2 separate regions of the Homo sapiens genome follow, and region 1 is linked to region 2. A link is an interaction called in ENCODE POLR2A ChIA-PET data of the cell type or tissue named here. Cell type or tissue: Panc1. All regions are shown on one strand. Links, peaks and the distances in the headings refer to the core of each region. The heading gives the core; the rest is flanking DNA.

Region 1 (7,947 bases), core at 1,091-6,090, 410 kb after region 2:
TGTCAAAATAGCCAGTATCTGAGTATTTTGCCTTATGAGGGAGAATAAGGACAACTAAAAAATTAAGAGGAATGATAATAATAACCAAAGTGAAGAGATCTGCCAAGGCTCCTGAAATAAACAAGTTTCAATCACTGCAAACACAAAACAATAGTTTGTGTATCCCATGCTTTGCCCAAAGCTATGTTTTGATTGGTCATTAATTTTGGATAAAGCAGACAGCTGGGATTTTCATAGTAATTGCAGTGATAACTTTGGGTCATTGGTTTACTCTAGAAACATTCATCTGACTAATGAGAGAAGGTTTGGCAGATAAATTCACTCTGAAAATAACCTTGTGAGTGATGTTAATCCTTGCATTGATTGGTCCCTTTAAGCAGCTGTTACATGTCAGTTATTGGACATATATCTTCTCCTCCCCCCTAGGAATCTGACCTCACCTTCCGTCTGGCCAGTGGGCTTGTTATATGGCAGCCCATGTGGGAACACAGACAGCCCGGAGTCTCTGGCTTTACCGCACTGGTGAAGCCCATCAGGAACATCATTACAGGTTTGTAACTTGGACACTCAGTAGGACAGTATTAGCAGATTCCCTCACACACAGTAGTTAGAGTGATGGGATAATTTGCCCCTAAGAAGTCAAAAAGAAGCAAATATCTACATGTAGTTATTTAAGTGTCCTGATATAGGGCTTACTCACATGAGGAGAAACTACTCTGAATCAAGAGCATGGACTTTGGGCAATTCATTTAGACTTCCTGTGCCTCAGCTTCCTCATCTGTAAACTGGGAATTTAAATATCATATTAATACTACTTACAAGATTGTTATGAGGAATGGAGCTAATATATGTAAAACTGCTTAGAAGAATGTCTGGCACATAGTAAGTGGCAGCTGCGATTATTATTATTATTATGTTATCATCATCATCATGGTAAATGGAGCAGGGGCTCCTTAACAAAATCATCTTAGTGTTGTATTGTTATCAAAGCATTTCTCTTCAGGAATTATCTAATGAAATAGTCCCACTGTTCAACTGTAGAAAGAACACAACATCATAGATTGAAAAGTGCATAGCAGGCTCACACTGTCTACCTCCAAGTCTCCAAATCTATCTCTTACTATGTATATAACCTAACTTTCCTAAGCATTTCCATTTATGTAAAATTGAGGTGATAATGCCACCTTATAGGGCTTTTTAGTAAGAAGTAAATGAGAGTGCATTAAGTGCCTGCTTTATAGTAAGTGCTTAATAAATTCTAGTCTTCTATTCCCAACTCTATTTTTAGTATTAATAATAAAATTTAAAAAGAAATAAATTATGTGGAAAATCTACAGAAGCATATATATATATATATATATATATATATATATATATATACCTATATATTTTTAAAATACACCACACACATATATATAATTTGCTTAATTCATAAGGGTTTTGTGCAGACAATGGACAATCTTTTTTATTAACATATAAGCTATAATTTAACACATATATAAAAACTACTAAGAAACCAGACTCAGCTTAGACAGCATGGCCAGAAGAAAAAGCAATGGCACATGGTGATCTTGATAAATCACCTTCCTTCTCGGCACCAGTTTACTCACAATTTGAATGAGACATTGCCATCTTAGTTTCCCACTGTTCCTGGTCCTCAGATAAAGATGTAACTGATTTGAATTTTACCTCCAGGATAGCTTTATGTAATAGTTAAAGCACAGACTCTAAAGTTAGTCTGGGCTATAACCTTCATGCAAGGGTCAAGTGACCTTGGGCAAGTTTAACTCACTGTGTCTTAGTTTCTTACCCTGTAAAATTGGCATAATAATATGGTAGTATTATTGAGTTATTTTAAGGGTTAAATGAGTTATAGTTTTGCGCCACATAACAGCATTTTGGTCAATGACTGTGTTTACAACAGTAGTCCCATAAGATCATAATGGAGCTGAAAAACTCCTGTCACCTAGTGGTCTCGTAGCCATGGTAACATAGTGCAAGGCATTACTCATGTGTTTGTGGTGATGCTGGTTTAAACAAACCTACCGCGCTGCCTGTTTTATAAAAGTATAGCCCATACAATTATATACGCACATAATACTTTATAATAATAACCAACAAGTATATAACTGGTTTATGTATTTACTATACCATACTTTTCATTGTTATTTTAGAATATATTTCTTCTACTCCTACTACCTATTTTTATTATTTTTAAAAAGTTAACTGTAAAACAATCTTAGGCAGGTATTTTAGGAGATGTTCCAGAAGAAGGCATTGTTATCATAAAAGATGACAATTCCATGTGTGTTATTGCCCCTGAAGACCTTCCTTTGGGACAAGACATGAAGGTGGAAGACAGTGATACAGATGATCTTGATGCCGGGTAGGCCTAGGCTAATGTGTGTGTTTGTGTCTTGTTTTTAACCAAAAATAGGAATGCCTGGCACATAATGAGTAAGCAGTAGCTGCACTTGTTTTAAAACAAAAAAGTTGGCCGGGCGCGGTGGCTCACGCCTGTAATCCCAGCATTTTGGGAGGCCGAGGTGGGCGGATCACCTGAGGTCAGGAGTTAGAGACCAGCCTGACCCACACGGAGAAACCCCATCTCTATTAAAAATACAAAATTAGCTGGGCTTGGTAGCGCATGCCTATAATCCCAGCTACTTGGGAAGGCTGAGGCAAGAGAATCGCTTGAACCTGGGAGGTGGAGGTTGCGGTGAGCAGAGATCGCACCATTGCACTCCAGCCTGGGCAACAAGAGCAAAACTCCATCTCAAAAAAAAAAAAAGTTTTAAAAAAAAGTATAAAATAAGTACATACGTTTATAAGTATATAAAAAGCATAAAATATACTTTTATACTTTTTAATACATACTATACATACTACATACTAGTATATATAATAATATATACTATAAAATATATTAAAAGTATAAAATATAAAAAATATACAAATAAAAGTAAAATAAATATATAAATTTATAAATATATGACTATATTAAAAAGCTTATAGAATAAAGTTATAAAGAAATCACATATTTTTGTGCAGCTGTATTATGTATTTGTTTTAAGCTAAGCCTATTACAAAAGAGTCAAAAAGTTTAAAAAACTAAAAAGTTTATAAAGTAAAGTTATAGTAAGCTAAAGTTAATTTATTATTAAAGAATAAAAGCTTTTTAAAGATAAATTTAGCATTGCCTTCATATTCACTCACTACTCACTCACTGACTCACCCAGAGCAACACCCATTCCTGCAAGCTCCATTCATGGTAAGTGCTCTATATAGGTGTATAATTTGTTATCTTTTATACTGTATTTTTACTGATATTTTCTATGTTTAGATACACAAATACCATTGTGTTATAAATGCCTACAGGATTCAATACAGTAACATACTGTACAGGTTTGTAGCCTAGAAGCACTAGGCTATGTCATATAGCCTAGATGTGTAGGTGGCCATACCATCTAGGTTTGTGTAAGTAAACTCTATGATGTTTGCACAATGATGAATTTGCCTAACAACACATTTCTCAGAACGTATCTTTGTCCTTAAGTGATGCATGACTGTATATGTAAAATGCTTAGGAACTTTGCATATATTAGGTGCTGAGTAGGTGTTAACTATTATTGTTATTTTCAGTATTGCCAACTTTTTAGCACCTTAACTTACTGAGTCAGACTGAAGAGATGAATATCTACATCAATAACCAAAAAAATGCTAAGATTTTTGAATTGGTTATTTGAATATCTCTTACAATATGCGTTAATGTCTTCTTTTAAAGTAATAATGTTCTATTAAAATAGCTTTTCTATTTGAAAATGAAATGAACTTATGAAATAAAAAGAACTTAAAACCTTACAAAACGATGGAACTTCTTCCGTCTTTTCAGCTAAGAGAAGTTCTCCTATCAACAGTCAAAGCCGGACCTGTGAATCACCAAATCAAGATGCAAGACACTTAGAGGTTAGTTTATTATAATCATAAGAAGAAGGGAGGCAGAAAGTCCTTGGACATAGTGTAGTGTGAAGGGAAAGACATGAGTTCTAGAATCACTACCAGGCTCAAAGCCACTCCTCCTTTCTGAATGTGCAACTTTTAACAGCTTCAGGTTTTTTATCAGTCGTATGAAAATTAATTTTCTGTATCTCCCCAAAGCGTGCAGGTGTGGAAATAAGACCATATACGACTAGTATTTTATCTCGGTGGTTAGTGTGTAATGAGTTGTGCTTTATCTCAATGGCTAACATGTAACACTCAATAAGTGTTAGTTATCATTACATCCCAGATTAAATAACATATCACCTTGTTCTCAATTATTGCATCCCCTAATGCTTGTTAAGTAACTCTAATGTAGGTAGAATAATGCTGCCGGAGGTCAGAAAGAGGGAGTTGGAAGGAGTTATAAGATAGTCCTACCCCTTAAGGAATCTAAAGTTTAATGAGGGGTCAAGACTAACCCACATAAAACGGAAGATGCAAAATATGATATAAGATGCAGAATGTAATTCAGTGCAAATTTGTCATGTTTGATCAAGAAAAGAAAGGAATGAAGTCCGGAGTAATTGAAAGCTACATAGAAATCGATACTACCATTAACTTATGGCATTAAATGACCTGCTTTCACTTTCAATTCAACACGTGCAAAGTGAAACTTGCTGCCTTCCGTCAAAATTGGATCCTCTTTCCAACTGTTATTACTCAGGAAGATTATCACCCTTTTTACCCTCCAACCTGGAAATTTTGGAGTCCTATTACATCTACCATTTAGTGAGCAATTACTAAGTACAGACGCTGTGATTTGTATGCTGTAAGATGTATATATTTTTCACATTTAACATCTTTGAAATTGAGTATGCTTGACAATCTTTGGCCCCTTATGATCTCCCTACTGGTAGCTGTCTTGATATGGTTGTAATTCTTGTGCAGCATGAATTTGGTCATTTCCAGCATCTAAATTTGCATCATCAGGGTCAGTGGATTATAAGCATATGTCAGAGGGAATAGTGGAGCAGTATTTTAAGAGATAACACTCTTGATACAGAGGAGGTTATTCTTTGGAAAAACTCAAGTATTAACAATTCTGGGTTGAAAATTTTAAATGTGAAGGAGTTTTAGGAATACCTACACCAATTTATTTCACTTATACTTTCCTCTTACATAGACACAGGATGGAAATATAATTAAAAAGCTGTGCCTAAATAAATGTAAAATAGCTCTTTCAACTAGTATAAAATAAAAAATCCTCAATGATACAAGTAACATGTCCTAGTTTAATTAACAGGGTATTTTTTTCTTAATGTTACGTAAAATAATGGTATGTCTTCTAAATGATGACATCTTAGATACAATGAAATACATACATCTCATATTATGTTATACTTAATCCTCTCGATTTGATTTCCTGCTAAGTCATATTGTCTTCTTTTCGTTATGTTGCTCAGATGTTTTCTTTATTGTTTATGACCACTACTATCCTCTAAATCCAGGCCCTCATGACTAAATTGCAGCTGAACCTACCTAATTGAGTTTTATACTTCTAGACTTTTCTTCTTTGCATAAATACCACTAATAATTCCTGACTAATTTTCCTAATACATCATTTATTTATTAACTCACCATTCCACATAAGGCATTTTATGCAAATGCCATCTTTTGTCATGTCGCTTTCTCCTTAGGAACCTATAGTGGATCCTATTGACTGTCGCTGCAAGACCAAATTCCTCTCCCTGTTTTTTTTGTGCCTCCCACCACTTGGCACCACCTTTGTTAAGTGACCCTGTCTCTGATTATCCCTTCAGTCAGTTATCTATTATCTCTAACTTATAGTGCCTGCTCATTTTAGCCTCCAAATCCTTGCTCAAATTGTTTCCTCTAACTGGAATCTTCTCTTTCCTTCGTCTAAATTTTATCCTTTTAAGGACCAATTAAGATCTCAATTCAGGCTGAGGCGGGCAGATCACAAGGTCAGGAGATCAAGACCATCCTGGCTAACACGGTGAAACCCTGTCTCTACTAAGAATACAAAAAAATTAGCTGGGTGTGGTGGTGGACACCTGTGTCCCAGCTACTCAGGAGGCTGAGGCAGGAGAATGGCGTGAACCTGGGAGGTGGAGCTTGCAGTGAGCTGAGATCGTGCCACTGCACTCCAGCCTGGGCGACAGAGTGAGACTCCGTCTCAAAAAAAAAAAAAAAAAAAAAAAAAAAAAGATCTCAATTCCCAATTCCCCCTAAACTCTTGTCTTATTAGTCTAAGCCTGCACTGTCCAATATGATAGCCTCTAGGCCCATGTGGCTATTGAACACTTGAAATACAGCTAGTCTGAATTGACACTGTAAAATGTACATCAGATTTTGAAAATATAGTATAAAATAGAATGTAGACTTGGCATGGTGGCTCATACCTGTAATTCCAGCACTTTAGGAGGCTTAGGCAGGCAGATCACTTGAGCCCAGGAGTTTGAGACCAGCCTGGGCAATATGGCAAAACTCTGCTTCTACTAAAAATAGAAAAATGAGCGGGACATAGTGGCACATGCCTTTAGTCCCAGCTATTTGGGAGGCTAAGTGGAGAGGATCACCTGAACCTGGGACATGGAGGTTGCAATGATTCAAGATCACACCACTGCACTCCAGACTGGGTAAGCGAGACCCTGTCTTAAAAGAAAGAAGAAAAAAGTAAACATCTTAATACTTTTTTGTTTTGTTTTGTTTTGCTTTGTTTTTGAGACGGAGTCTCACTCTGTTGCCCAGGCTGGAGTGCAGTGGCGCGATCTTGGCTCACTGAAAGCTCCGCCTCCCGGGTTCATGCCATTCTTCTGCCTCAGCCTCCCGAGTAGCTGGGACTACAGGCGCCCACCACCGCGCCCAGCTAATTTTTTGTATTTTTAGTAGAGATGGGGTTTTACCATGTTAGCCCGGATGGTCTCGATCTCCTGACCTCGTGATCCGCCCACCTCTGCCTCCCAAAGTGCTAGGATTACAGGCATGAGCCACCGCGCCCGGTTCCATCTTAATACTTTTTATATTGATTCTATGTTGAAATGATAATTAGGGGTTAAAAAGAATATATTATTAAAAACAATTTCACCTGTTCCTTTTCACTATTTTTAATGTGGCCTCTACAAAATTTAAAATCAGATATGTGGCTGTTTGTGGCTTGCATTATCTTTCTATTGGACACGCTTCTCTGACCTATACTTACCTGTCTTGAGACATAACTGTAAGCTCATGAGTTTAAGGGTCAGATTCATCTAATTTTTTAAATCTCTAAATCACCTAACATTATGCTAAAGAATTTTATGGTCAACTTCAGAAGACTTAATTCATGAAATTTCTAGCTGTATTTATCTCTCTGTCCATCATGATTGAATAATGCCTTATTTTGTGTGTAAAAATTAAAATCGTAAGGGCTAACCTTCCAGATAGATTGTTGAGGGTCTTTATACTTTAGTAAAGAATTTCACCTATAATGCCTATGGAAAAATATCTCACATCACCTGGGCAGAATTACATTTATCAGCTAAATGTAATTAAAATAAGCTACCTGGTAACAGAACTGCTGAATGTGTACTTATAAATCAGAATAAAGGTCATTGTGTCCGATTAGAAAAGTGTATTGCATCTCTCCACTGATGAATGAAGGAAAAGTTAACCTTGTACTTCTGTTCTCATGTTCTGGCTTCAATCTGATTAGGTACTACTAACCTGGTGCTTCTATTTTAGCCTCATGCTTCTATTCAGTTCACCTCTGTATGATGAATTCTTGATGTGTAACTCTCCTATAGATACTGGGTATGGAGATGAAAAAGAAAATAATTAAGAATAAAATGAAATAAAATATATGAAATTACTTTGCCTGATGCTTGAAATGACACAGGTGATCCCTAGAAATCTGTTTCTATTCTCCCTGAGATGAAGTCAAAATCCCTTGGCCCATAATATCAT
Region 2 (7,947 bases), core at 1,872-6,871:
TTTAAAAAATAGTGTAGTTATTTTCCTATGATTCCTACCATTGCATCCATATCCTTCTGGCCTCTGCCCATGATTCACTTTTTGGCTACACCTAGAGAAGCATGAAGGACAGGTCCTCAATCCTCACTAGCCAATCTGGCCACGTGAGGTGATTTCCATAAAATTTCTTGATCAGGAAAGATGGTTTGAGTGGAAAGTCTGGGAATTCCAAAGCCTTTTCCATCCAAAGATTGCAGAATTCCTAGGCACCCACATATTGCAGATTACTTCACATTTTACACTTTCTCATAAGACTTCTGCAAGATGATGTGAGTGTTTTCAATGTTACAAGTTGCTACCATAGTCTAAGTTCAGAAATACGAAAGTGCGCTTGAGATGTGTATGAGTGAGCAAAGGAATAGGTGGCCCAGTTGGAAGACTCAAAAACTTGCAGTAGGGGTCAGGCCTGAAGAACAACACTTGTTATCTGATATATCTGAACTGTATCTGACAACCATTTATTTTTATGGATATCAGATTCAGCATGAACTGAATTTGTATTTATATGCAAAGTATAACCATGGTTGTTTTCACATTCTAGCTTCAAAAAGAACACAAGTACAAAAGGCATTTCATCTCTTTTCCTTTCAACGAGAAACAGAGGTTCAGAGAACTTATATGACATTGTAAGATAGTGTAGCAACATAAGAGGCCTTTGGCTTCCAGTCTAGTGATCTACCCAATGGCTCCCTCTGATGTCATAATTATTTAAGTGTCCAAAGAGGCCTCTGGGACATGAGTGTGCCACTTCCTGATGGAATCCACCCCTGGTCACAACAATGCACCCAGGCACATTAATGCCCCACTTATAGAAAAGTAAAAATAGTAATAGTAGATTCAAATTGCACCTAACAGCAGTAGCAGAAAGATGAGGAAAGAAGCTAAAATGTGCACTGATATCAAATCACCATGGAGGATTGTCCATTCTTACAACCATCATCTAGGAAGAATCTACGATGTTAAGAGAGACTAGGTCTTTACCCTCAAAGACTGTACCATGTCTGGGAGGAGACAGTCATGAAACAAATAAGCTCCTAAACAGTTAATAAATTACAAGTGAAATAGTGCTAAAATAAATCTAAAAGTTTAATTACCATAAACTCCAATATGTATAAAATCAGCTGTTAGTTTTTGTCATAGTAGTCATATTATTTTTAATGTAAAAAACCTAATTTCAATTGACATAGAAGAAAGTAAAAGTGGATAAAAATAAAGCTCATGATATAACATCAGTTGATATCCCCCTATTCCAAATGGGATTGCAAGCAACTTTCCCTTAGATTTTAGTGCCCTGGGCTTCCAATGCATTTTGAGACTGCATTGACAGCAGATAGAGTTGGGAGTATAATTACCATGAGGGAATACTAAACTAGATGCCAGAAATTGAATTGCGAATAAGAGGACAATGGACCCAGCAATGTGGCATGGTTCAGTCCCCTGGTGCTAGGTCCCTGCCAACTTCGACCAAGAAAAAACTTCTCCTGAGCCTACAGGTGAAAGAAATCTGCAGGTTGATCTCAACCAACAACTATACTTCAAAATGCTCACTGTGACAGTGAATCCCCTTCCCACACTCTTGGCAATTTAACTTGAAAACTGTAACCGCATTTTAGCTTTGGAAGTAAGTGTGTAGCAGATGAGATATCCTTGTTTGTTTATGTGCCTTAATTTCTAGAATATTCTCTTTATGGGTTGTTAAGATTGTTAAAATTAAGCTGTCTCTTCCTGCACTGCAGAATGGCGTTATACCCAGCACCCTGCCCGAGGCTGGTCAGATAATGAAGCAGAACAGCAAGGTAATGAGATATTATAGCAATTCCTAACCCATTCCACACCTGACTGACCCCAGTAATGAGTCAATAAGGCCTGTGGCTCTGTAATAGGAGCTTATGCAGTAGAACAGTGAGGCAGGAAGTTGAAAAAGAAAACCTAGAAGCTGTATTAGAGCAGGTACCATAGCTCCTAGCATTTTTAATAGGCCAATTCAACCTACAATCTGACCTCCTGTGGTACCCAATGGCTTTCTTGCTTCCTTTTCTGAATCACTTCTTAGTTTCAAGTTCCTTATTTTAAAAAAACCCACAAAAAACAGAGGCCTTCTTGTTAAATGAGACATACAAGATTTACAACTTTGAGGTATTAAAAAGTGGAAGTAGAGTGAATACAAATAAAGCTCATGATATGAAATTTAGTTTCTTCTGCTACTAATGTCTTACTCTAAACTCTTCAATTTCTAGAATATATATCGGTAGCATGATACTAGTAGAATTATTGCCTTCACCCCTTGGTTCTACCAATCCTTTCAATTCTTTTAATTCTGCAGCAGTTTCTACTGGTATTCATCTCTTTTTAACCTAATAATCGTACGTGAAATGTTAAAGCCGGATGTTCTGGGCAGTTGTGTCATGATCTTAAATGGATTAAATGTGAAAAGTTAAATATCACAGTTCAGCATGTACCTCTTAAGCCATAAATGGTATTGTAATCGGATGAATAATAGTATATCAAATGATGTACTGAACATTGGTTTCTATGATGATTCCATATGGGAGTCTAGCAGAAGAGAAGGATCAATTGAGTTACTTTTCCAGGAGGCTGGGCACAGAAGGAAGAGTCACAAACATTGACAATAAGATTATCTGGAAGAAGGAAACCTCCGTGTCTCCACAAAGAATGAAATATGAGCCAAAAAAAAAATGAGAACAGGAAAGGATAGATGTAAGAGAGTAATGAGTAACTGCAAACAGAGAAAAAGGATGGTGTGGCACAGACACTGGGGACTCACAAATCATCCAAGTTACGTTTGGATGATTTGTGACTCCATCCAAACATGACTAGTTTTGGAGAGTAAAATATGAATGGCAATGACATGTTATTTACAGTCCTATGTAGCTAAGATAAGAAGTGTTGCACCCCTCCGTCTCTTAGTAGCCATGTGTTCCTAGATTAAAGCTGCTGTGCAATAGAAATATGATGCAAGCCACATATGTAATTTTAAATTTTCTAACAGCCTCATTAAAATTAATAGACTAAATAATCAATAATATTTAATCTAATATATCCAAGATATTATTCTTTCAACATGCAATCAATATAAAAATAATTATTGAGATACTTGATATTCTTTTTATCTTACTATGTCTAATACATCCCATGTGTATTTTACACATATGGCACATTTGGATTCAGACTCCACATATTTCAAGTGTTCAGTAGTCACACGGGACTAGTGGCTACTCTGTTAAGTAACAAAGTTCTAGAAAGTCTTGCTACAAGATGAAAGAAGGCTGCTCTACATTCCACTGTCTGAGTAAGAGAATCTTTTGTTGCATTAAGCAAGTCACTGAAATTTTAGTTTATTTGTTATTAGAGCATAAAATATATTTACCCTGACTAGTATAATAAATGTAATAAAATCAGGACCAACCAAAAGACTTTCCTTTTTCCTCTTAAGTTTAAAGAAATTGAATGTAGTTAAACAAAAATAAAATTTTTGGCCAGGAAATTAGGCCAAAGATGTTGATGCATTAGTGTTTTTCATAGGTGGGAGCAAACTTACCAAAGAAAGCTGATGCCTCACTGCCAGAAGTAACACACATAACAGATGTAACTGATTGTCCAATCAATCACAATCAAATGTGCGTACAAAACTTTGAACTATCACAACTCAATTAGGAGCCTCCTTTTCTGCTTGATTTTTGAAAACCTAAATTTGGGGGATGATATCTTTCAGTCTAACACTAAGGTTATTATTTAATACGTCTTTTCAATCTTTCTTCTTTCTGATTTATTTACTCTTTCCCTTCCTCTTGGTCTTACTTTTAATTTCACAGGAGTCACAAATGCCTAACTCCTGGTAGGGGGATGAAGGACTCTGATATAGTGAGCTGGCAGAGGCAGGGATTGCAGAAGGTAGAGGGGAGTTGAAAAGGGGGAACTATGCATATTCTCTCAGTTCGGCCTCCTTTCTGTCCAGGTGTTCAGAGTGACCAGCTGTTGACAGTTGTAGTTGAAGCCCCGTGGAAGGGTAAAGTACCAATTTGTGGACCACTTGATCATCTCTGGATAACTAGTTAACACCACCCATCTGACAAACTGTTGAAAGGATACCCTTCCATTACTGAGCAATTTCTAGAGAAACTGTTGATCTGGCTCATGATTTGATTTGAATTAATTTTCTGGCATGACCTTGACCTATATGAGAAATTTAGAAATGACTGTCACTCCTAAATGGGACATGAAGTGTTCCCTAATTAAAGACTCACCCAAAAACTTCAAGGGTAGGTCCCATAGGAGCATCCAATTGCATGGTAAGATGAGTCAAATACCACTAACTTGACTACCATAATGAGGAGGATGGACTGGAGGGGTATAGCATACCTTTCATACACCTTTCTCCAAATCTCTCTGACACTCCTCTCATTTTCACACCCTTTGCTCCACCTCAGCAATGGAGAGAAAAACTTGTTCTTCTAGTTCTTATGATCTCTTCTCCACAGACTTTAATATGACACCTAATCAGGTCTCCATTGAAATGGCAATTTTCTGTATTTCCTCCCCTCCCTACCCTTTTTCCCCTGTGTGTGTGTGTGTGTGTGTGTTGTGATTTTGTATATGTGCATGTGTGTTGAGAGTGAAGGAGTGAGAAAGGAAATAAAACTCATTCTCTCTCTCTCTCTGTCTTCAGTTCATTGCCACAGGTAAACATTTTACATCTCACCTTCTTCTCTGTAATTTCTATAGCCTCCCCACAGACAAAAGAGCTTCCATAGATACTCAAGACAGGTGCACAATGAGTTCCTGATGAAACCTTTTCTGCTTGGCTTTGTAAACAGATTTGACAACAGTTTCCAGGAAATTGCATTTGATGTTTCAAGGTTAGATCTGGCTGTCAAGCATGCTGAGTCATATCCATTGAGTCAGAGAGTGCTATGCTGTAAGAGAATTTGTCTAAGATTAGCTAACATCTTTGCTTTGAGATGAAGAAGTCAGGAGAGTTCTTTAGCAAATGATTCTGTAGAGGTAGAAAAGCTCCCCTTTAGGAAAGGTTGTATTGTTTGCTTTTCTTCAAGGTTCTGCCATTATTGTCTGAGCTCAACCACCTGGGAACTAGAAGCTTATAACTCAAATCACATTTTTAATAAACATTATGATGGAAGAAAGTCAAAGATGTAATGTGAATAATTTAATTAAGCTTCTGTAGACTCAAAACAAACATATAGGTAAGTGCCAGAAGCCTAAACTTTAAGTTCTCAATACCAAAAAAGCAAAATACCAGCAAGGAAGCCATAGCCTTCTATGTAGATATTCACAAGTGAACTAGTGTCTACTGATATGCTAGAAATGGTGGTCTAGATATGATAAATTGAAACATAATTAGAACCTTAAGGTTACAAGTTAACTGGAATCCACAAAACAAGGTGAATTGGCTTTCATCTTTAAAAGAAGCTATTTATCAAGATTGAGTATACTTCCTCATAGCATGAAAGACTTAAGGGTTCACAATCAAAATAAAAGCACATATGAAACAGAAAAAAAACAGTTATCCTTTCTTAAGTGGCAAATATCTCAACTGATCTTGACGGAAAGAAAACCAGGAACTACGACCATGTTTTAAAATCACCACAGACCCTACAAATGAAATAATCAAAATGAAAGTGTAGAATTAGAGTGTTCGTAATACAAAGAAATAATAAATGCTTGAGGTGATAAATATCCCATTACCCTGATTTGATTATTATACATTATATGCTTGTATCAAAATATCACATGTACAGCACAAATAGGTACAACTATTATGTATCCATAATAATTAATAATGAAAACTAAAAATAAATAACCAGGCCTACGTTTATAATACATTCACACATTTCTCACAAGATAATGTTTTAAATCAAATCACTATTGATTTTCTTTTCTATTAACTATTAAACAGACACAAATAAAACTTTATAGCTACACAATTTAAAATATAGTTTTTCTAAGGAAACAGTATACATACTTATGACTTTTTCCAATAATATAAAAAGCTTTGCTAACAAAAATATCTCTGAATAAAGATGAATATAGGGTACAATTATTTCCACTATCTTTATCTCTAAAATGCTCACCAAAATTCCATAATTAAACTTATTTCTAATTCTAAAAACACCCGCTATTCATATAGAATACACTATAAGTTTTTATTAATGTCATAAAACTATATATACTGGCTCCTAAAGAACTTTAAAAGATTTTTTTTACCTGAATAAAATGTATTTGGGACAGAGACTAAATATAGATTGCATTTTAAAAAATATATTTATTACTCATTCCTTTTCCCTCTAGTTTCTTTTTATCAATTTAAATTAAAAGGGATTTATAGAAGGATGAAAAATAATTCGGTTTTTTACTATTAAGGAGTAAGCAAGACACATTTATAATTAGTGATAACAGTAGCCGTAAGACACACTGGTCAGGAGATGTTGGAGGCTCAGCCCTACTATCCATAAAGTATATCACTGAAGACTAATGAGGAATTTAAGGAGTTTTAGGTAAGGCTATTGGATTATCCAAATCATCATTCTCACCTATGTAAGTCTATTAACAATCCATTATCCTGGATATTGAGACATTTTGGTGGCCTAAAGTCATCCGTTATGATGCATAAAGCTGAACAGAAAGATATAATCGGTTGGGAAATAGATTCTGGTTATGAGTAAAAGCCTAGGGCAGGTGAAGTTTGGAGAAGAGGCAGCATAAGAAAAGAGCTCTGTGACTGATGAAGGAGCCCAAGAAAGGAAAGACAAGGCAACAACAAAGCAACATTTGGCATCTAGAAGCTCTCCTGTGTATGGCATGCACTGGGTGTGATATATATTGGTCTTAAGTTATTACCCCTCCTTGTGTCCACTCTCTTTGCTATGTGTCTTTGAAGTTCCTTTCACTAAAGGCAGAGTGCCCTTTCCTACTCATCGACTTTGGGATTGGCCATATGACTATCTCAAAAGGATACTAGCAACATGATGTAAGTGAATTAGCAGCTTTAAATGTGCTTGCATATTCTATTGTCCTTCTGCATGCTCTATGCATGCTCTATGATTAAAGCATGACCCAACTAGTTCACAGGTCCTGGGAAGAGGAGAGACATGTGGAGCAGAGGTGAATTCAATCTACATCTTGCAGCCAAATCCAGACTAGCCAAACCCCAGGAAATCTGCAAATGCATAAGCAAGAATAAATGATTGCTGCCTTAAGCCACTGTTTCATGATATTTTGTTTTGCAGCCTCGTTAAGGCAACAGCTAACAGCTACGCTGATCTGGATACTAGAAATAAGAGAGTAAACAATGCAAAATGCTTGCTCTCAAGGGACTTACAATTTAGTAAATAATATCAATAAGTACCCTGAAAGTAAATGCAGTGAAGGATACCATGAAACACCTAACCTGCAGACTCTGGTGTCCTGGATCAAGAGTCATCTAAGCTCAGACCTGAAGAATGAAGCAGAATGAGCAAACTAAAAGGACTAGAGAGAAGGTACAATTTGATAGCGCACCAAAGGCAAAGGAAGTAAGATGTGCAAAGACCCAGGCATGTGAGAAAGCAGAAGATTTTAAGGTAATTGTGAGCAAATGCAGTGAAGAGTTTGAAGAGGGGACTGTTGAGAGATGAAATGAAAATGATGAACTGCCAAGTAATTATAATTAACGAGTGTAACATATAAGAAGCACAGCAAGAATGGGTGTGAGATTTTAATATGGTCAAGTAAGAAGACTATTGGGTTGCTGAGTCACAAGACCAGAGTTTCAGTGTATTCATTTTTTTTCTTTCTTTTTTTTTTTTGAGACAGTTTTGCTTTTGTTGCCCAGGCTGGAGTGCAATGGCCCAGTCTTTGCTGACTGCAGCCTCTGCCTCCTGGGTTCAAGCG

Evidence for each region. ChIA-PET counts read pairs that join two places held together with the same protein. Peaks named below come from ENCODE experiments on the same cell type or tissue, not always from the same donor. Only the 100,000 strongest peaks of a DNase experiment are listed, where the experiment ranks them.
Region 1: POLR2A ChIA-PET joins it to region 2 with 5 read pairs; 1 of 35 experiments calls an interaction of 5 or more read pairs at or near these places.

Annotation. Positions count from the first base shown.
Region 1 is chr2:209,785,640-209,793,586 of GRCh38, forward strand. It overlaps UNC80 (unc-80 subunit of NALCN channel complex), which reads left to right. Exons shown (of 65, transcript NM_001371986.1): 5 at 427-550; 6 at 3,893-3,966. Among named protein-coding and RNA genes, the nearest start is that of UNC80, 18 kb to the left of the region's middle. In Panc1, for the core only: no CTCF peak of the experiment used is centred there; no DNase peak of the experiment used is centred there; H3K4me3 peaks cover 957 bases.
Region 2 is chr2:209,378,501-209,386,447 of GRCh38, forward strand. No RefSeq gene overlaps it. Among named protein-coding and RNA genes, the nearest start is that of MAP2, 42 kb to the right of the region's middle. In Panc1, for the core only: no CTCF peak of the experiment used is centred there; a DNase peak (open chromatin) is centred at 4,921; H3K27ac peaks cover 915 bases.